Regions from separate parts of the Homo sapiens genome. Here region 1 is linked to region 2. A link is an interaction called in ENCODE POLR2A ChIA-PET data of the cell type or tissue named here. Cell type or tissue: OCI-LY7. All regions are shown on one strand. Links, peaks and the distances in the headings refer to the core of each region. The heading gives the core; the rest is flanking DNA.

Region 1 (11,321 bases), core at 5,179-7,678, 62 kb before region 2:
GAGTAGCTGGGACTACAGGTGCCCGCCACCACGCCTGGCTAATTTTTGTATTTTTAGTAGAGACAGCGTTTTACCATATTGGCCAGGCTGGTCTTGAACTCCTGACCTTGTGATCAGCCCACCTCGGCCTCCCAAAGTGTTGGGATGACAGGTGAGAGCCACTGTGCCCAGCCCTTATTAAGTCTTTAAGTGGGAAGCTTTTCTTTTCACTTTTATTTTATTTTATTGAAATATTATAACAAATCATTGAAGAAGATAGTGTTATCATTCCATTCTGATAAAACCAATTAACTTATCCAAGCATGTGCATGCTGTACACAGAAGATCCACCGTTAAAAAGTCCCTATTTTTACTTACTTTTCTTAGATTCAGCGGATACATGTGCAGGTTTCTTATATGAGTATATTATGTAATGCTGAGGCTTGCACTTTTAATGATCCAGTCACCCAACTAGTGAGCATAGTACCAAATACATAGTTTTTCAAGTCTTGCCCCCCTCCTTCTCTCCTCCTTTTTGGAGTCCCCAGTTACTGTTGTTCCCTTCTTTGTGTTCACATGTACCCAGTGTTTAGCTCCCACTTATAAGTGAGAACATGGTTTTCTGCTTCTGTGTTAATTTGCTTAGGATAAAGCCTTCCACCTGCATCCATGTTACTGCAAAAATCTTGTGCCTTTTCACAGCTGTATAGTATTCCATGGTGTATATGTACTACATTTTCTTAATCCAATCCACTACTGTTGGGCACCTGGGTTGATTCCATATCTTTGCTATTGTGAAGTGCTCCAATGGACATACAAGTGCATGTGTCTTTTTGGTAGAATTATTTATTTTCCTTTGGATATATACCCAGGAATGGGATTGCTGGGCTGAATGGTAATTCTATTTGTAGTTCTTTGAAAAATCTCCAAACTGCTTTCCACAGTGGCTGAACTAATTTACACTCCCACCAACAGTGTGTAAACCTTCCTCTTTGCTCCACAATCTCACCAGCGTCTGTGAATTTCTGACTTTTTAGTAATAGCCATTCTGACTGGTGTGAGATGGTAATGGTATCTCATTGTGAAATTCCCTATATTTTTATATGATTCTCAGGGGGTATCATGGGTCTGAATACTGACTCATGCCCTGGGCATGACTTCCACATTGCAGAATTGAGAAGTTGACCCAGAAATGCATTTCAGGCTGAGCAGACAATTATCAGAGGAGCTGGCTAGACCACAGCTGTGGTCAGATGTGTCATAGGGACCATGGCCTTTCTGTAGACTCATGGTCAGAGGTGGAGAGGAGCTGTGAACCTTCTTGTGAAAAAAGTCAAGGTGAAAGCTGCCCCGTGGTGATGGGCGCTGGGCCTCACCTACCACATACTGTGCATCTCCTGGCCTGCTGGGCTCAGTCCCCACCCCACTGCTTGGCACTCGACTGGCAGAATCTGAGTGATGCCTTCTGCACTCCCTGCCCTGCTCTGCCACTGGCTGTGTCTGAGCCAGAGGATCAGTGCTCAGCAGCAGACTCTCCCAAAACCCATCATCTGGGCTGAACCCAGTTCATGAATCCAAATGAAAAGCCGGTGACCATCTGTCACTGGGGAGATTCTGAGGCTGTTGAATACCAGCTGTACTTTGAAGGAAGCCTTTCTGCCATGGAGAGACCAAAACCCCCTGAATGGATTAACAAAGTTGAATTCCACATCCTACTCATGACCTTCCGCACAGCAGGGCTATACAGCTGCTTCTATCTGGCTGGGGAGCTCTGGTCGGAGCCCAGTGACTCTGGATCTGGTGGTAACAGGAGGGAAGATCCAGCCGCACACAGTGCAGATATGGGAATGTCCAGGCGGAGTTCCCCATTGGTCCTGTGACCACAACCCACAGAGGGACATACCGATGTTTTGGCTCCTATAACAACCATGTGTGGTCTTTCCCCAGTGAACTGGCAAAGCTCCTGATCATAGGTGACATTGAGAACACCAGCAGACCCCACCTCTTCTGGCTCTTGGGACACCTACCTTTTAACCAGAGACGGGACTCCAGAAAGACTGTGCCCTCTGAGACCACACTGCCCAGAATCTCCTTCAGATGGGCCTAGCTTTCCTTGTCCTGGTGACTCTGGTGTGATTCCTAGTTGAAGACTGGCTCAGCAGGAAGAGGACTAGAGGGCGAGCCAACAGAGCTTCCACTTGGGATTGCGGCAGAAGGTTGAGAACACAAAGACCCCTTGAAGAATGACCAAGAAACGCAGTGGCCATGGGTGGAACTGAAAGCCGATCTTGAGCCTGGGCATTGGGAGCTCTGTGTTGGGAGAAGGGAGTCATTGTAGGAAAAAGGGACAGTGGTATTCCATTTGTCAAAGCATCCTGGAGGAGACAGGAGGTGGGAGAAACAAGCTAAATTTCTTTGGGAGGCAAAAAAAAAGAAAAAAGTTGTTTTAAAAACTCAGCTTAAGTATCCCTTCTTTGGAGAAGAAAGGTCCTTTTCTCCTACAATGTGGAATATATGTGTATATATATACACACACACACACACACACACACGCATATATATACACACATAAATAAATACAAATTATTTGTGTGTATATAAATATATATATGTATGTATTTATGTGTATTTACATAAATAAAAGCATGGTCCTTACCAAACACAATCATCTACTGACCCATCTGTATCTTTCACTAGGATTACGAGGGCAGGGATTTGGTCTTTTACCTCTATAACTGTGGCATCTACGCATTGTGTGGCATGTAACAGATTTCTAACAAGTATTTGCCTTTTGGAGGAAAAGGGAGCTGTTGCTGTTTTTAAACTTTGGCCCAGGACAGGTGGTCTTTATTATTCAGAACCTAAGAATTAAAAAACCCATAATTTATCAAAAACAAACTTTTGAAGAAACACTAGAGTAAAACATTTGTGTGTGTGTGTGTGAGTGAAATATGCAGTTAGTATTGTTATAAACAAAGTCCAGGACTCAACGAAAGGAATAAAGTAAGAATAGAATTGAAACATGATGCATGTTGTAATTATTCCCTAAACTACAGTAACATGATGTTAATTTTTTTTTTTTTTTTTTTTTTGAGACGGAGTCCCGCTCTTTAGCCTAGGCCGGATTGCAGTGGCGCAATCTCGGCTCACTGCAAGCTCCGCCTCCCAGGTTCACGCCATTCTCCTGCCTCAGCCTCCCGAGTAGCTGGGACTACAGGCGCCCGCCACTGCGCCCGGCTAATTTTTTGTATTTTTAGTAGAGACGGGGTTTCACCGTGTTAGCCAAGATGGTCTCGATCTCCTGACCTTGTGATCCGCCCGCCTCGGCCTCCCAAAGCGCTGGGATTACAGGCGTGAGCCACCGCGCCCAGCCACATGATGTTAATATTTTCCTCAAAATAAACTCAGAATTTAACATAGTGTTCTTCCAGACGAGTGTGAAGGAAGGCAGGTGTTTTCCCAATGCTGTTCTCCTTGGGAGCTGTCAGCTTCAGTGCAGTATTTCACAGCTAGACTGTGAACAAACGTTAATTCCAATTGGCTCAATATACATTCAACAGTAAAATACCAGAAGTGAGTGGTCTCTGTTGTTCTCCAAAATGTATGATCTGGAACAGACTTTTATCGTGAAAGTGTTCATAGTTTGCACACATCACTCCCAGCTGGAAGTTGTTGTCCAGTTTAACAGTTATATAATATAATCTTTTATGTGAGAATTTTGAATAGCACAACAGAGACAAGAAAACAGACTAACTTCTCCTTGGTATGACCACATCTTGGCAAAAAGTGAAAGTCCTATTTAAAATGTAAAGGAAATCCTATTTGGTGAACCCTGTAATAGGTGGGGGCTAAAAGGGAAATCTAGGTTGCTGGATTTGTCACTAGGGTTTCCTCTAGTAATAGCCAGAGGGTTCCAGTTAGTGTCACCTCCCAGTATGAAAATAAATTTTCTTTCAGGCTTTGTTTGTGGAGTGGTAGGTGGAGCATTTTTTTAGGTCCTGATGACCTGGAAGGTGACTCATAATCACCCTGAAACGTATGAGGACCCTAAGGAAACCTCCCCTGGGGGAGACAGAGGGCTGGGGTTAGAGCCATTGCGTTGGGCTCGTCTGGCACCTTCTGGTGTGTGCGGCACCTGGTGGGGGTTCGGCACGGAGCCGCACCCAACACTGACCCGGGCCCCCCCACCCCTGTCCTGAGCCCAGGCGCTTCGCCCTGTCCCACCTAGCTCTGAGCAGCGCCCCCCAGCACCCTGAATGCGTCCGCAGGACCCCGCGCTCTACCCGCAGGCCCCGCACCCCCTAGCTCTGGGCCGCGCCTCACATCCCTCCCAGAGCCGCAACACCCCACCCGGCGGGACGCCCTCGAGCAGCCGCTCGTTGCGGGCCTGAAGCGCAGAGCGCCTATTGGCCAGAGCGGCCGAGGGCGGGAAAAGTGGCCAACGGCTGCCTCGGCCCTCGGGCTGCTGAGGAGATGGCGTCGGGCTCCAAGGCCTCGGTGCCCGCGGACTCATTCCGCACCATCAGCCCGGACAGGCGAGGCGAGAAGTCCGCCTCCGCTGTCTCCGGGGACACGGCGGCCGCGACCACCCTGAAGGGCACCGCGATCCCAGTGCGGTCGGTGGTGGCCTCCCCTCGCCCGGTGAAGGGGAAAGCGGGCCGGGAGACGGCCAGGCTGCGGCTCCAGCGCCTGCCCGCGGCTCAGGCCGAGGACACGGGAGAGGCGGCGGCGGCGGCGGCGGAGGAGCCCCTGCTGCCAGTGCCTGAGGATGAAGAGGAGGCGCAGCCCCTGCCCCCAGTCTGCGTGTCCCGTATGAGGGGGATGTGGCGGGACGAGAAGGTGTCGCTGTATTGCGACGAAGTGCTGCAGGACTGTAAGGTGAGCGGATCCGGGACAGGAAGACTACGGTCGGAAGCTCGTCGGAACCTGGGGACAGGCATCTGGGGCTTCCCTCTTAGGCGGATGGGGATCCACAGGGCACAACGAAAACTTGCGTTTCAAAAAAGTAAATGGAGTCAACATGTATAGAGCGTTCACCTTGTTAGAGGTGCCCGCGTCCTGCCCTAGAGGAGTTAAGGTTCGAGTTTCCGACAAAATTCGTCAGGTAACGGGACAGCCCTGAGAGAGAATTTTCTGAGAGCTCCTAAAAAATGAAGATATATTGGCCTTATCATTGCACAGGCATGAATCTTGGTACCTTTATTTAACAGTTTATGTCCAAACATGAGTAAGATCACTTAGCCTTGACTTTTACACTAGAATGCTAGAAATTACTTTAAGGGTACTTCCCACTCAGCAGTCCACAATGCGGCATGATATATATGTGTGTGTATATATATATATAAATGTGTGTGTGTGTGTGTGTGTGTGTATATATATATATATATATATATATATATATATATATATATATATTTTTTTTTTTTTTTTTTTTTTTTTTTTTTTTTTTTGGAGACGGAGTTTCATTCTTGTTGCCCATGCCGGAATGCAGTGGGGCAATCTCGGCTCACACAACCTCCGCCTCCCGGTGCAAGCAATTCTCCTGCCTCAGCCTCCCGAGTAGCTGGGATTACAGGCATGAGCCACCACGCCTGGCTAATTTTGTATTTTTTTTTAGTACAGATGGGGTTTCTCCAGTTGGTCAGGCTGGACTCGAACTCCCGACCTCAGGTAATCTGCCCGCTTCGGCCTCCCAAAGTGTTGGGATTACAGGCATGAGCCACCGTGCCTGGTGGCATGACTTTCTTTTATAGAAAATACATATCTGATAAAACGGAATAGAGCAAATATTTCATGTTTCTAACCTATTTTTTTAAGTTGTAGCAGAAGAATTTGTGTACCTGCATATTCACTGCAGTGATATTTATAAAAAGTTGAAAATTAAGACATAAACAATAACTAGCTGTCTTATCTATGAATTATTCGAGTGAATAGATCTCTTTTAAGTTTAATTTTTTGTTGGTGATGTTTTCCACTAGATGCGGTTTCAGTTAAAATCTGTAATTTTCCAGGTCATTCATTATTTAAGGCTATATTGGTTCCATTTTAAAATAGAAATCAGTAAAAAAAAAAAAAACCACTTAGTTTAAAATCTATAATTTCATATATTTATATGTAGATCCATTTTTTCTCTTGTTAGGCAGAAGATGCTGATGAAGTTATGGGTAAATACCTATCAGAAAAATTAAAGTTGAAAGACAAATGGCTTGGAGTCTGGAAGACTAATCCCAGTGTATTCTTTGTGAAATATGAAGAAGCTTCTATCCCTTTTGTTGGTATATTGGTTGAGGTAAATAAATTTTATTTGATCTTTGTTCTTTTTGAATCAGTTCTTTTAAAGACTAAAATATGACTTTATTATTTGGAGATTGATACACAAGAGTTGACACATTTTTACTTCTGTTTTAAGTTTCCGAGAAAATTAATAGTGTAAAAAGAAGGTTAGGGGAATATTAGTGCCTGTAAACCATTATCATTAAATGGAATCTAGTAGTATCAGACAATATTTATTAGCCTAGTTTTTGCTCAACTAATGTAAAAATAACAAAAATGCATTTCTTATAAAATTAGTGATTCAGTCTTTAACAAACTTGGGCCTTCTTTTTCTGTCTTTTCCCTTTAATCTTCATTTATCTGAATTAAGAAGTTTAGTTCAGATGAGGAAAAAAAAAGAAATGGATCAGAAAACTACTGGGAAAATTTGAAATTTTTTTCCTTTGAAAAGTACCCTTTTTAGGGAGGCTGAGGCAGGAGAATGGTGTGAACCCAGGAGGCGGAGCTTGCAGTGAGCTGAGATCATGCCACTGCACTCCAGCCTGGGCAACAGAGTGAGACTCCGTCTCAAAAAAAAAAAGTACCCTTCTAGTATAATATCTTCCAAGCCTTTATCTGATAAGATTTTTCTTTTTTTTTTCTTTTGAAACAGAGTTTCGTCCTGTCGCCCAGGCTGGAGTGCAGTGGTGTGATCTCGGCTACTGCAACCTCTGCCTCCCCGGTTCAAGCGATTCTCCTGCCCCAGCCTCCCGAGTAGCTGGGATTACAGGCGCATGCCACCATGCCCAGCTAATTTTTTGTATCTTTGGTAGAGACGGGGTTTAACCCTGTTGGCCAGGCTGGTCTTGAACTCCTAACCTTGTGATCTTTAGCAGAGAAGGGGTTTCACCATGTTGGCCAGACTGGTCTCGAACTCCTGGCCTCGTGATCTGCCTGACTCAGCCTCCCAAAGTGCTGGGATTACAGGCATGAGTCACTGCACCCGGCCCTAATAAGATTTTTCTTTGTTAGGCCTGTAGGCTAAACATTGTGGCATGTTTGATTCTGTTAAAGGTCAATTATCCTTATATAGAAATTAATATTTATAACCACAAATGATACCCTTACCCCAGATAGTTAGTTTAAATCTGTATTTTTGGATACAAGAAAAACTTATGTATGTAACTTGTTGTATTATATACTACTTGAAAACAATTTAAAAATATGTGTTCTGTGGAAAAGTCAGTGTCAGTTTTACAGATAAAGAATGGCGGCTGGGCGTGGTGGCTCACGCCTGTAGTCCCAACACTTTGGGAGGCCAAGGTAGGTGAATCACTTGAGCTCAGGAGTTAGAGACCAGCCTGAGCACCATGGTGAAACCCCATCTCTACCAGAAAAACAGGCACACACCTGTGGTCCCAGCTACTCAGGAGGCTGAGGTGGGAGGATCGCTTGAGCCTGGGAGGCAGAGGTTGCAGTGAGCCTGGGTGACATAGTGAGGCCCCATCTCAAAAAAAAAAAAAAAAAGAATACCATATTTTCAGTCACAGAGATTACAAAGGAATGTAAAAGATTATTGGGATTAGTTAATTTTTCAATAAGACTCTATTAGTTAATATTTCAGTAATACTGTTTCTTTTCCTTTTTCTTTTTTTTTCAAGATAAGGTCTAACTCTGTTGCCCAGGCTGGAGTGCAGTGGTGCAATCTCAGCTCACTGCAACCTCTTCCTCTAGGTTTCAAGCAGTCCTCCCACCTCAGCCTCCTGAGTAGCTGTGACTGCAGGCGTGTACCACCACACCCGGCTAATTTTTGTGTTTTTAGTAAAAACGGGATTTCACTATGTTGGCCAGGCTGGTCTCGAACCCCCGACCTCAAGTGATCCACCCACCTCAGTCTCCCAAAGTGCTGGGATTACAGGCAGAGCCACCATGCCCAGCCAGTAGTACTCTGTTTTGTAGAGGTTTGCTCATCTTCAGACTTTGAGTAGCTTTGCCGAGATCTTTCACAACTTCTCTGGATTTTTTTCATCTGGATAAAAATGGTTTTCATCTGGCTTTATGACTTTTTTTTTTTTAGTATAAGTTTGTGGGTTTTTTTTCAATCAGGTTTTATGTGGAAGCTTAACATTAAAGCAGAACATTTCTGATTGAAATGGATGATGGTGTCTTAGCAGCTCTCTCCATACCTCATGATAGCCCCTATACTCCATAAAACTTTTCAAGATCTCTAAAGTTCCATGGAAACTCAGTGGATTAGGTAACCTTAAAGTTCTATCAATTTCTAAGGTTTTACCTGCAATACATTGATTATTTAATCTGTCCCTGCCTTGCTTTAGAATTTGTGAGGGTCTAGTAATGTCCTCTAAATGTTAGAAAGACAGGATGAAGCATAAGAACAGAGGAAAAAGCAAAACAGTATATTGGCAGATTCTAATTCTTTTGTGGCAGAAAAACAAGTGAGAATGGCTCTTGGGACCTCTTAAGATAGTGCTGCACAATTCATATTGTTGTTTTATCTGACTCTGCTTCTTTAGTCTTACTTCAGTTGAAGTATTAATAATGCTATATAATACTCTTTGTTCTGATGTCACAATAATTTATTCCTATGGGCCCCTGATCGCTTTTTCTTTAGATGCTGTATTAGTTTTCTATTGCTGCCACAACAAATTACCACACTCAGTGGCTCAAAGAATACAAATTTATTATCTTACAACTCTGTAGGTCAGAAGTCTGACATGGGCCTAACTGAGCTAAAATCAAGGTGTATGCAAGGCTGCATACCTTTATGGAGGCTGTGTGGGAGAATCTGTTTCCTGGCCTTTTTTAACCTCTAGAAGCAGCCTGCATTCTGTGGCTTGTGGCCCTCTTCCTTCATCTTCAATGTGCTTCTCACACTGCATCTTTCTGCTTCACTGCAGGCTAAAAAGGCAGTCCCCTTTTAATAGACTCGTGATTAGAATGGGCCCAACTGGGTAATCCAAGATGACCTCCACATCTCAATGTCTTTAGTTGTAATCACATCTGTGAAGTCCATTTTGCCATGTAAGGTAACATATTCACAGATTAGGATTAGGGAATGGACGTCTTTGGGGGCCATTATTATGCCTATCATGAATTCATACAATAACCAACCAACAAACAAAAAACTTAGAAACATAGTGTTGACTCCTGAACAGTGCAGGGCCCTGCACAGTCAAAAATCCGTGTATAACTTTTGACTTCCCAAATACTTAACTAATAGCCTACTGTTGACTGGAAGCCTTGCTGATATCGTATACAGTTGATTAACATATTTTGTATGTCATAAATATGATAAACACTATATTCTTACAATAAAGTAAGCTAGAGAAAAGAAAATGTTATTAAGAAAATTGTAAAGGCAGGGCACAGAGGTCTGTGCTTGTAGTCCTAGCATTTTGGGAGCCCAAGGCAGGAGGATCGCTTAAAGTCAGAACTTTGAGACTAACCTGGGCAACATAGCAAGACCTCATCTCTACTGAAAATTTTAAAATGAACTGGGTGGTGGTGCACACCTATAGTCCTCTCTACATGGGAGGCTGAGGTGAGAGGATCACTTGAGCCCAGAAATTTGAGAGCAAGACCCTGTCTCATAAAAGAAAAATCATAAGGAAGAGAAAAATATATTTACTATTCATTATATAGAAATAGATCATCATAAAGATCTTCATTTCTGTTGTCTTCATGCTTAATAGGCTGAGGAGAAGGAGGAAGAGGAAGAAGAGGAGTTGGTCCTGCTGTCACTAGGGTAGCAGAGGCAGAAGAAAATACGCATATAAGTGGACCCATCCAGTTGGAACATGTGTTGTTCAAGGGTCAACTGTATTTGATGGGAAGGAAATCTAGCATATCCTTAATTTTGGTTATAAAATGGTCCAGAAATTAAGAAAACTTTTTTATAACTTCTGTACAAAGCAGTTTAGCAAAATATATCAAGAACTTTAAACTAGCACTTTATTTCTGGAAATGTCTTCTATGAAAATCGGAAATGTGGAAAAACATTGCTTCTTGGCCTTTTGCCTAAGATCCAAGTGTAGAAATGCAGAAAAAGATTTAGGTGTTAAGGTGATCATTGTGATTTTTTTTTTTTTTTTTTTTTTGAGACAGAGTCTCACTCTGTCACCCAGGCTGGAGTACCATGGCGCGATCTCGGCTCACTGCAATCTCCAGCTCCCAGGTTCAAGTGATTTTCCTGCCTCAGCCTCCTGAGTAGCTGGGATTATAGGCGCGAGCCACCATGCCCGGCTAATTTTTGTATTTTTAGTAGAGACGAGGTTTCACCATGTTGCCGAGGCTGGTCTCGAACTCTTGACCTCAGGTGATCCACCTGCCTCAGCCTCCCAAAGTGCTGAGATTACAGGCGTAAGCCACCGTGCCCAGCCACCTGGGCTTTTCTTTGCACCATATATTCTAGATGGGGTACTAGAAGAGCTAACAACCTGGAAACATCAACGTGTAAAACAGCAACAACAAAAAGCAGAATGAAGACAGGACAATTATTGTGCTTGAAGATAGAAAAATAGAAATTATCAAATCCTAACACCATAAAGAAAATAGACTTAAAAGGACAGAACCTCAGGAACATGTTGGACTATAACAAAAGACCTAGCATTCATGTCTTCAGAGTTCCAGAAGGAGAGAAGAAAGAGAGAGGGCTAAAAAATATTCAAAGAATGGCAGAAAATTTACCAAATTTGGCAAAAGATATAAACCTACAAATTTAAGAAGCCAAATTGAGGAGCATGGTTAAGGGTGGGAGTACTCCCATTGGGAAGAAGGGAATTACATGAAAATTTGCTGGTACTGAATGTTGGGATCCTCTATCTTCTACCTTCCAACTCTGCTTCTAGAACACAGGCAGCTAAGGCATATCACTCCAGGAATGAGATTTGAAATATTTTTGTATGATCATATGCTAAAAAAAAAAAAAGACTTAATGATACTGATTTACCACAGAAAGAGCCTGGGTGGATCAACCAGTGAAGAGGAGATGAGGAGGAGAAGAAAGGAAGAGAGAAGAGAGATGGGGGAAGAGGTTGGTGGCAAGAACAGAAGAAAGCAAATTGTCAAAT
Region 2 (9,625 bases), core at 7,090-9,589:
CCATTGCACTCCAGCCTGGTGACAGAGTGAGACTCTATCTCAAAAAAAAAAAAAAAAACTTGAGATGTGAGATTATTTATTATATAATAGATATATATTATAATGTACATATAATGTATTATATTAACACAAAAATGTAAAACTAAAATAATGTATTTATTGGTTATTTTTTACATGTTAGCATGAAAAATGTTTTACAGTTATGCCTGTTAAGATGAGAAACATTTAACATTTGATTATATAGCCAACTGCTTTGTTACCTTTATCTTAAATTTATTTCTAGGTATGAAAGAAATATGGAATTTCAAAGTTTGAAAATTCCTAAAAGTGCTTCCATTTAAGATAAATCCTAGGATGACCAATTCATCCCAGTTTGCCCAGGATTTTCCCAGTTTTAGCACTTCTTCTGTCTTAGGAAAACAGATAGTCCTGGGCCAATTGAGGCATTTGGCAACTCTAGTCAGTTCCCAGGAAGTAAAGATTCTTTTTACATCTTTTTTCTATGTCTTAAAATTTATTTTTTTAATCTTTAGTTTTGTGTATACATAGTGGTGTATATAGTTATGAGGTACATGAGATAATTTGATACAGGCATGCAATGAGTAATAACCACACACAATAAATGGGGCACCCATCACCTCAAGCATTTATTCTTTCTTTTTGTTACAAACAATACAATTATACACTTTTAGTTATCTTTTTTAAAAATTTTATTTCAATCGTTTTTGGGGAGCAGGTGGTGTTTGGTTACATGAATAAGTTCTTTAGTTGTGGTTTCTGAGATTTTGGTGCACCCAACACCTGAGCAGTGTACATTGTATCCAATGTGTAGTCTTTTATCCCTCACTCCCTCTTACCCTTTTCCCAAGTCCCCAAAGTCCACTATATCACTCTTATGCCTTTGCGTCCTCATAGCTTAGCTCCCACTTATAAGTGAGAACATACAATATTTGGTTTTTCCATCCCTGAGTTACTTTACATAGAATAATGTTCTCCAATTCCACCCAGGTTGCTGCAAATGCAATTATTTCATTCCTTTTTATGGCTGAGTAGTATTCCATAGTATGTATATACTACATTTTCTTTATCCACTTGGTTGATGGGCATTTAGGCTGGTCCTGTATTTCTGTAGTTGTGAATTGTGCTGCAATAAACATACGTGTGCAAGTGTCTTTTACATATAATGATTTATTTTCCTCTGGGGAACTACCCAGTAGTGGGATTGCTAGATCAAATGGTAGATCTACTTTTAGTTAAAGAATCTCTATACTGTTTTCCATAGTAGTTGTACTAGTTTACATTCCCACCAGCAGTGTAAAAGTGTTCCCTTTTCACCACATCCATACAAATATCCATTGTTCTTTTGATTTTTAAATTATGGCCATTTATGTAGGAGTAAGGTGGTATCTCACTGTGGTCTTAATTTGCATTTCCCTGATAATTAGTGATGTTGAGCATTTTTCATATGTTTCTTGGCCATTTGTATATCTTTTTAATTTTAAAATTTTTATTATTTTATTATTTTTAATTTTTGAGATGGAGTCTCACTCTATTGCCCAGGCTGGAGTGCAGTGGTGCGATCTCGGCTCACTGCAACCTCCGCCTCCCATGTTCAAGCCATTCTCCTGCCTCAGTCCCCCGAGTAGCTGGGATAATAGGTGCGCAACAACCACACCTAGCTAGGTTTTGTATTTTTAGTAGAGATGGGGTTTCACCATGTTGGCCAGGCTGGTCTTGAACTCCTGACCTCAGGCGATCCACCCACCTCACCCTCCCAAAGTGCTGGGATTACAGGCATGAGCCACTGTACCTGGCCTGTATAACTTCTTTTGAGAATTGTCTATTCATGTCCTTAGCCCACTTTTTGATTTTTTTTCTTGCTGATTTGAGTTCTGGATATTAGACCTTTGTTGGATGCATAGTTTGCAAATATTTTCTCCCACTCTGTGGACTGTCTGTTTACTAAGCTGATTATTTCTTCTGCTGTGCAGAAGTTTTTTAGTTTAATTAGGTCCCATCTATTTTTGTTTTTGTTGCATTTGTTTTTGGGTTCTTGGTCATGAACTCTTTGCCTAAGCCAATATCTAGAAGAGTTTTTCCGATGTTATCTTTTAGAATTTTTATGGTCTCAGGTCTTAGATTTAAGTCTTTGATCCATCTTGAGTTGATTTTTATATAAGGTGAGAGATGAGGATCCAGTTTCATTCTTCTACCTGTGGCTTGCCAATTATCTCAGCACCATTTGTTGAATGCAGTATCCTTTCCCCACTTTATGTTTTTGTTTGCTTTGTCAAAGATCAGTTGGCTGTAAATATTTGGCTTTATTTCTGGGTATTCTGTTCCATTGGTCTACATGCCTTTTTTTTATACCAGTACCATGCTGTTTTGGTAACTATAGCCTTGTAGTATAGTTTGAGTCAGCTAATATGATGCCTCTAGATTTGTTCTTTCCACTTAGTCTTGCTTTGGCTGTGCCGGCCTTTTTTGGGTCCATATGAATTTTAGGATTGTTTTTTCTAGTTCTGTGAAGAATGATGATAGTATTTTGATGGGAATTGCACTAAATCTATAGATTGCTTTTGGCAGTATGGTCATTTTCACAATATTAATTCTACCCATCCATGAGCATGGGATATGTTTCCATTTGTTTCTGTCATCGATGATTTCTTTCAGCAGTGTTTGGTAGTCTTCCTTGAAGAGATCTTTCACCTCCTTGGTTAGGTATATTCCTAAGTATTTTATTTTTGCAGCTGTTGCAAAAGTGATTGAGTTCTTGATTTGAGTCTCAGCTGAGTTGTTGTTGGTTTATAGCAGTGCTACTGATTTGCGTACATTGATTTTCTATCTTGAAACTTTACTGAGTTCATTTTTCAGATCTAGGAGCTTTTAGGATGAGTCTTACTGCATACCTAGGGTTTTCTAGGTATGCAATCACATCACTGACAGTGACAGTTTGACTTCCTCTCTACCGACTCTGATGCCCTTTCTCTTGTCTGATGCTCTGGCTAGGAAACTTTTAGTTTTCTTTAAATGTACAGTAAATTATTGTTGCCTGTAGTTGCCCTGTTGTGCTACCAAATTCTAAATCTTATTCATTCAATCTAACAATATTTGTGTACCCATTAACCATCCCCACTTTCCTACCACCACCACTACCCTTGCCAGCCTTTGGTAACCATTACTTTATCTCCATGAGTTCAACTGTTTTAATTTCTCTATTCTGTTCCATGAGTCTATGTACCTGTTTTCATGCAAGTAATGTTACAGTGGGTAGCTAGTTGGGTATGAGTGGGGCAGAAGAGAGCTCCGCCCCTTCCCCCACCCCCCACAATACACCAGGAGTGTCAGGCAACCATCAGGTGATGGTCAGGTGGTCAACTGTCTCTCTAAACTAATAACTGGTCACAGCCAGTGCCAAGGAAAGGCAGTCTCTCCTAATAAATAGAAAACACCTGAAACTGGTGATCAGCAGCTTCCTGATAAGAGCTCAGGAGTTTGGCAACTGGGGAGAAGTAACATAAAACCCCAGAAGTATGCCAGTGTATAAAACCCCAAGTCAAAAGGTCAAGCCACGCACTTGCGTCTTGAGTCACCTACTTGGCCCTCTTCCAAGTGTACTTTCCTTCCTTTTATTCCTGTTATAAAACTTTTATTTATTTATTTATTTTTTGGGAGATGGAGTCTCACTCTGTCACCCAGGCTGGAGTGCAATGGCATGATCTTGGCTGTCTGCAACCTCTGCCTCCTGGGTTCAAGCGATTCTCCTGCCTCAGCCTCCTGAGTAGCTGGGACTACAAGTGACCTCCACCACGTCTGGCTAATTTTTGTATTTTTTTTTTTTTTTTTTTGAGACGGAGTTTTGCTCGTTGCCCAGGCTGGAGTGCAATGACGCGATCTCAGCTCACTGCAACCTCTGCCTCCCGGGTTCAAGCGATTCTCCTGCCTTAGCTTTTCTGAGTAGCTGCGATTACGGGCGTGCACCACCACGCCCGGCTAATTTTGTATTTTTAGTAGAGACGGAGTTTCTCCATGCTGGTCAGGCTGGTCTCGAACTCCCGACCTCAGGTGATCTGCCCACCTCGGCCTCTTAGTGTTGGGATTACAGGCATGAGCCACCACACCTGGCCTTAATTGTTGTATTTTTAGTAGAGATGGGGTTTCATCATGTTGGCCAGGCTGGTCTCAAATTCCTGACCTCAGGTGATCCACCTGCCTGAGCCTCCTAAAGTGTTGGGATTACAGGCGTGAGCCACTGGGCCTGGCCCTTGTTATAAGACTTCTTAATAAAACTTTCACTCTTGCTCTAAAACTTGCCTCAGTCTCTCCTTCTGCCTTATGCCCCTCAAATTCTTTCCTCTGAGGAGGCAAACAGTACCATGTTGTTTTGGTTCCTATAGTTCTACAGTATAATCTGAAGTCAGGTAATGTGATTTCTCCAGTTTTGTTCTTTATGCTCAGGATGACTTTGGCTATTCTGGGTCTTTTGTGGTTCCATTTAAATTTTAGAATTATTTTTGCTATTTCTGTGAAGAATGTCATTGGTATTTTGATAGAGAATGCATTGAATCTGTAGATTGCTTTGGGTAGTATGGCCATTTTAACAATATCGATTCTTGCAGTCAAAGAACAGGAATATTTTTCCATTTTTTGGTGTCCTCTTCAATTTCTTGCATCAGTGTTTTATAGTTTTTATTGTAGAGATCATTCATGTCTTCAGTGAAGTTTATTCTTAGATATTTTATTTTATTTGTAGCTATTATAAATTGACTTACTTTCTTGATTTCTTTTTCAGATTGTTTGTTGCTGGCATAGAAATGCTATTGATTTTTGTATGTCTGTTTGTATCCTGCAACTTTACCAAATTTATCAGTTCCAGTAGTTTTTCTGCTGGAGTCTTGAGGTTTTTCCAAATATAAGATCATATCATCTGCAAACAAGGATAATTTGACTTTTTCCTTTCCAATTTGGTTGCCCTTTATTTCTTTCTCTTGTCTCATTGCTCTAGCTAGGACTTCCAGTTATGTTGAATAACAACGGTGAAAGTGGCATCCTTGTCTTGTTCTAGATCTTAGAGGAAAGTCCTTTCCCATTCAGTATGATACTAGCTGTGGGTCTGTCATATGTGGATTTTATTGTATTGAGGTATGTCCTTCTATACCCAGTTTTTTGAGGGTTTTATTTAAATCATGAAGGGATGGTTGTTTTTTTTTTTAATTATACTTTAAGTTCTAGGGTACATTTGCACAACGTGCAGGTTTGTTACATATGTATACATGTGCCATGTTGGTGTGCTGAACCCACTAACTAGTCATTTACATTAGGTATATCTCCTAATGCTATCCCTCCCCCCTCCCCCCACCCCACGGGATGGTTGAATTTTAACAAATGCTTTTTCAGCATTAATGGAAATTATCATGTTTTTTGTCCTTCATCCCGTTGATATGATTTATCACATTGGTTGATTTGCATATGTTGAACCATTCTTCAGCTGAAGGAAGGAGTCCTTCTAGAAGCCACAAGCTGTGCTTTCTGTTTTGGGGGAGGGGTGACGTAAACACTCCATTGGCTGCCCCAGCTGGCGTCTCACTAGGTTGTGTGTACCTGAAGTGAACTGGCTCAGAGCCCAGCACAGCACCAGGACTTGTCCAGGAATTGCAGTCCTTGTGGCCTAGACTGCCTTTCATTTAGGACCCCAGAGCACTTTGGTCTGCAGTGGCAGGGCTTGCCAGAAGTCAGGTTCCAACTACTGGGAAGGACAATTCATCTCTGGCTATAAATATCTAGGTGTCTAGGTATCAATATACCTAGCTATCTCTGGCTAGGTATAAATGTTTCCTCCATGGGCGTGGGCTAAATTCTTCTTTGCACTGTGATAGAGTAGCACTGAGTTCCAACGCAGTCTCACAATCTGTTCCCCCACTGCCAGGCACACAGATTCTATCTGCGCCATGTGGCCGCTGCCAGGGCATAGAGAAGTGGTGATGTAGGCCAGTCAAGACTGTCTTTCCTACCTTCTTCCGTGCCTCTTTCCTCAATATACCTCTTTCCAGGTACTGTGATCGCTCACCTGATTTTTAGTTCTTACAAAGGTTTTTGTGTGGATAGTTTTCAGTTTGGTGTTCTTGCAGGGAGATGATCACTGGAGGCTTTTATTCAGCCATCTTGCTCCACCTCTCCTCAACATCTTTTCTTAGAAGCTAAATTATCACTAAAATAGTCTCAGAAATTCAGGTAACCTCAGTTAACTTTGAGATTCAATATTAAATTTTCCCCACATGGTCCAGAAATATTTTATACTACATGTAATAGAACAGTCTGCAAATATGAAAGTTACACAAATACAACTTTAAAAAACTTCCCTTTTTGTCTTCTGGACAGTAATTCAAGTCTAAGTCTTTCTGGTAAATACAGTAGAATTCAGGAGCCGTTTTCCCAGTCAAAACCAAAATTCACATCAGTTCCAAATTAGAAATTCCATTTTTGGTTTTCTTTACTATCCTCCTGTCCCAATTCTGTTTCCAGATTCAGAAAGAGGGAAATTGGTATTCAAATACATGCTTGGCTAAAGTTAATGTCTTCTTTCTTGTTGTCTGGGCTGACCCCTAAGTTGGCACAACTATTCATATTCTGATCTGTTCCTATGGCATCGGTGACATTCAGAGGGTCTGGAGTGTAGCTTCACAGCACAAAAGATCCCACCAAATTGTAGCTGCTTACTTGAGGACACTGTACCTACACATTCTGTTAACGCAGGGAGGTCTGCAGCATGGCTTCCTGCAATTGGCACATCAGCTTTTTCTTCCAGTTAACTTTCAAACTGTCAACCACAGACCAAACACGTGCACATCAGGCCACTCTTTCCTGTCTGAACTTCTAGAAGGGCTGACTCAATTGTCACTGCCAACTCTTATTACCCCCAAACCCCGGCAGATATGTGCTGTGAGAGAAGGGGTGGTAAGCAGAAAACTTTCTACATTATTTTTTCCTCGAATTCTCTCCCATTTCCTGAATGGGAACGGTGTGTATTCAAGCTCTCATTTTGGAAGAACTTTCAGTCATTGCACACTTGCTGTGACATTCTTTAACTATTGTCTTTGTTCTAAGCAAAATGTAGAGATGGCTAAGAAAGGAAATGAAGGCGGGCTGTGGTGGCTCATGCCTGTAATCCCAGCACTTTGGGAGGCCGAGGCAGGTGAATTGCCTGAGGTCAAGAGTTCAAGATCAGCCTGGGCAGGTGAAAACCCATTTCTACAAAAAATACAAAAATTAGCTGGGTGTGGTGGTGGCAGGGGCCTGTGGTCCCAGCTATCCACTGCTTAGGAGACTGAGGTGGGAAGATTGTTTGAGCCTGGGAGGTAGAGGTTGCAAGTGAGCTGAGATTGTGCCACTACACTCCAGCCTGGGTGACCCTGCCTCAAAAAAGAAATTAAACAGTGGTTGATGTCTCAAGGTATTAATGTCACAAAATACTCTACGTAGCCTTCTGCTCTTTTAAGTCTCATCTAAGAAAAGGAATGATTTCTGGACCTTATGATGGATTCTTTGGTAACTGGATTCCCACTTACAGCTATGACAAATACAAATGGCACTGAACTTTTCCTCCCATGTAAGCAACTAGTGAAACAGCTGCTTTCAGACATTAGGTAACAGGCAATGCAGAACTGTGATCCCCAATAAGGAAAACAAATGAGACAAGTCCATGGCTATGTGGAAGCACTTTCTGGGTCATGGCAGAGGGAGAAAGTACCAAGCAGAGCACTGCGGTTAAGAGACAAACGAGTTTAGGGAGGACAGCTGGAATATGTGGGGCACAAGACCGGGGGAAGCTACACATGGAGCTCCTCAGGTCTTTAGCTGAACATGGTAACGTTAGAACTGTGCCTTAGTGCTTCTTTCAACCTTCAGAGAATGCACTTTGACAACTTTTGGCCATTTATCAATTTACATTTCTAATTGAATTTGTTGGAGGGATGAGTACCATTCAAATGAACCATTACTGATTTTATACCTTTTATGGGAGTTTTCACAACTTGCAAAGGGAGAGAAAGCTCATGATCAATCGATGGTGCTAGTTCAGTTTGGCTAGCTACAGCTGTACAGCAGAAATGAAGGTAGAGCCGGAGTGAGTGGCTAAGAAGGGAGTTTAGCCTCTACCCTGACGGCAGTTAAGAACCATTAGTTTAAGTCAGGAGAGGGGGTATGAAACTGGATTTGTTTGGGAATGTTTACTGTAGCTGTAGTGGAGATCATCTTGAGGCAGGCCTGTAGGCAGGATCAGTTAAGTTGCTGTGGCACTGTATGTCCAAACTAAGACTGAATAGAACAGAGGCAACTCAACTATAAAAGTATATTGAAAGATATTTTGAGCTGACTAGAGATGGTGGCTTAAGCAATTAAGCAGCTGAAACTCCAAAGAGCAGAGCAGAGAACATAGTACTGTCAGGACACAGGGTAGGTGGGGAGGGGAAGGTCAGTTTGGAAGGCACTGAGATTTTTTTCTGTGGGATATTTAAGCAGAGACGCATGTTCAGTGTGCAGTTGTTTACATGGCTCAGAAAGGAAATTTCGGTTGGAGACAGACTTGTGAGTCTGCAGATAGGTGCCATCAGCTTAACAATAATTGCTGAAGGTGATCTAAAACATGTATGCAGGATAAAGGACTTTGAAAAGGAAACCAAAACAAAAATATGCCCAAGATCATCCACATGGTTGAGAACAGAATTAAGACAAACCCAGTTCTGTGTAATCCAGTACCTTTGCCCTCTCCACTGTATCTTGCTCAAATGAGAAATGTGAAAAAATTCACTGGAAACTGTAATGTGCTATAAATGTATGAATATCTCTATTAAAACAAAGTAGCTTAACAAAAACCTTTTGCAACACAGTAAGGTAGGTAAATGTGTCACATCAGTGAAGCTTCATTTACCTTTTATTCAAGAGTTCTATGGATTGATTTTATTGCTTTTAATTGTCATCGTGGAAACTAACTTAGAAAAGAAAATGCTGGCCTTGGTCTTATTCAAAGACAGAATATGGGAGGAAGCCAAATGTTCAACCCTAGGTCAAAAGTTTTATTCAGGTTTATGTGGCTTGTGCACTTGCCAGTATTTACTTCAAAAGGTAACAATTCAATTCCAAGATGATTTATTCTATTACAAGTAGTATCACTTAGTATACTTTTGAAACAGGGTACAACTTCTCTGACATTTAAAATCAACAGATGTAGCTGGCATTGTAAAATTTTCTAACATACGAGGTCAACAAACAAACTACACGGCAAGTATTCGGTGTAATACTTTATTTTCTATTGTATTAAACGAAAGCCAGGAAAATACCAAGTTATTTAAAGGCAAATCTTTACTCCTTAAAGAAAAAATACAAACTGTGGTATTTTTAAGAGATCGTTATATTTTACATAATATAAACAAAATCACTAATGCATCTATATGCTTGGTTTCCTTAAACTACAATGAACCACAGAATGGGTGAAAATGCATTTACTTTTTGGTGGCAAATAAACATACTGGAAAAAACACGTAACACATAGCATGCCTTTTTTTCCTTACTGTCTACACACAGGAACTGACATAACCAAGTTTTAATAGCCGCCACCTCCTCTTCCCTG

What was found. ChIA-PET counts read pairs that join two places held together with the same protein. Peaks named below come from ENCODE experiments on the same cell type or tissue, not always from the same donor. Only the 100,000 strongest peaks of a DNase experiment are listed, where the experiment ranks them.
Region 1: POLR2A ChIA-PET joins it to region 2 with 25 read pairs; 4 of 35 experiments call an interaction of 5 or more read pairs at or near these places.

What each region holds. Positions count from the first base shown.
Region 1 is chr1:182,946,265-182,957,585 of GRCh38, reverse strand. It overlaps SHCBP1L (SHC binding and spindle associated 1 like), which reads left to right and starts at 4,420. Exons shown (of 10, transcript NM_030933.4): 1 at 4,420-4,857; 2 at 6,119-6,268. The coding sequence starts at 4,453. It also overlaps the pseudogene LOC100271717. RefSeq lists an enhancer at 1-27. In OCI-LY7, for the core only: no CTCF peak of the experiment used is centred there; no DNase peak of the experiment used is centred there.
Region 2 is chr1:182,887,408-182,897,032 of GRCh38, reverse strand. DHX9 (DExH-box helicase 9) reads right to left here. Exons shown (of 28, transcript NM_001357.5): 28 at 9,051-9,625. The coding sequence ends at 9,599. Among named protein-coding and RNA genes, the nearest start is that of DHX9-AS1, 53 kb to the right of the region's middle. RefSeq lists a silencer at 6,791-6,840. In OCI-LY7, for the core only: no CTCF peak of the experiment used is centred there; no DNase peak of the experiment used is centred there.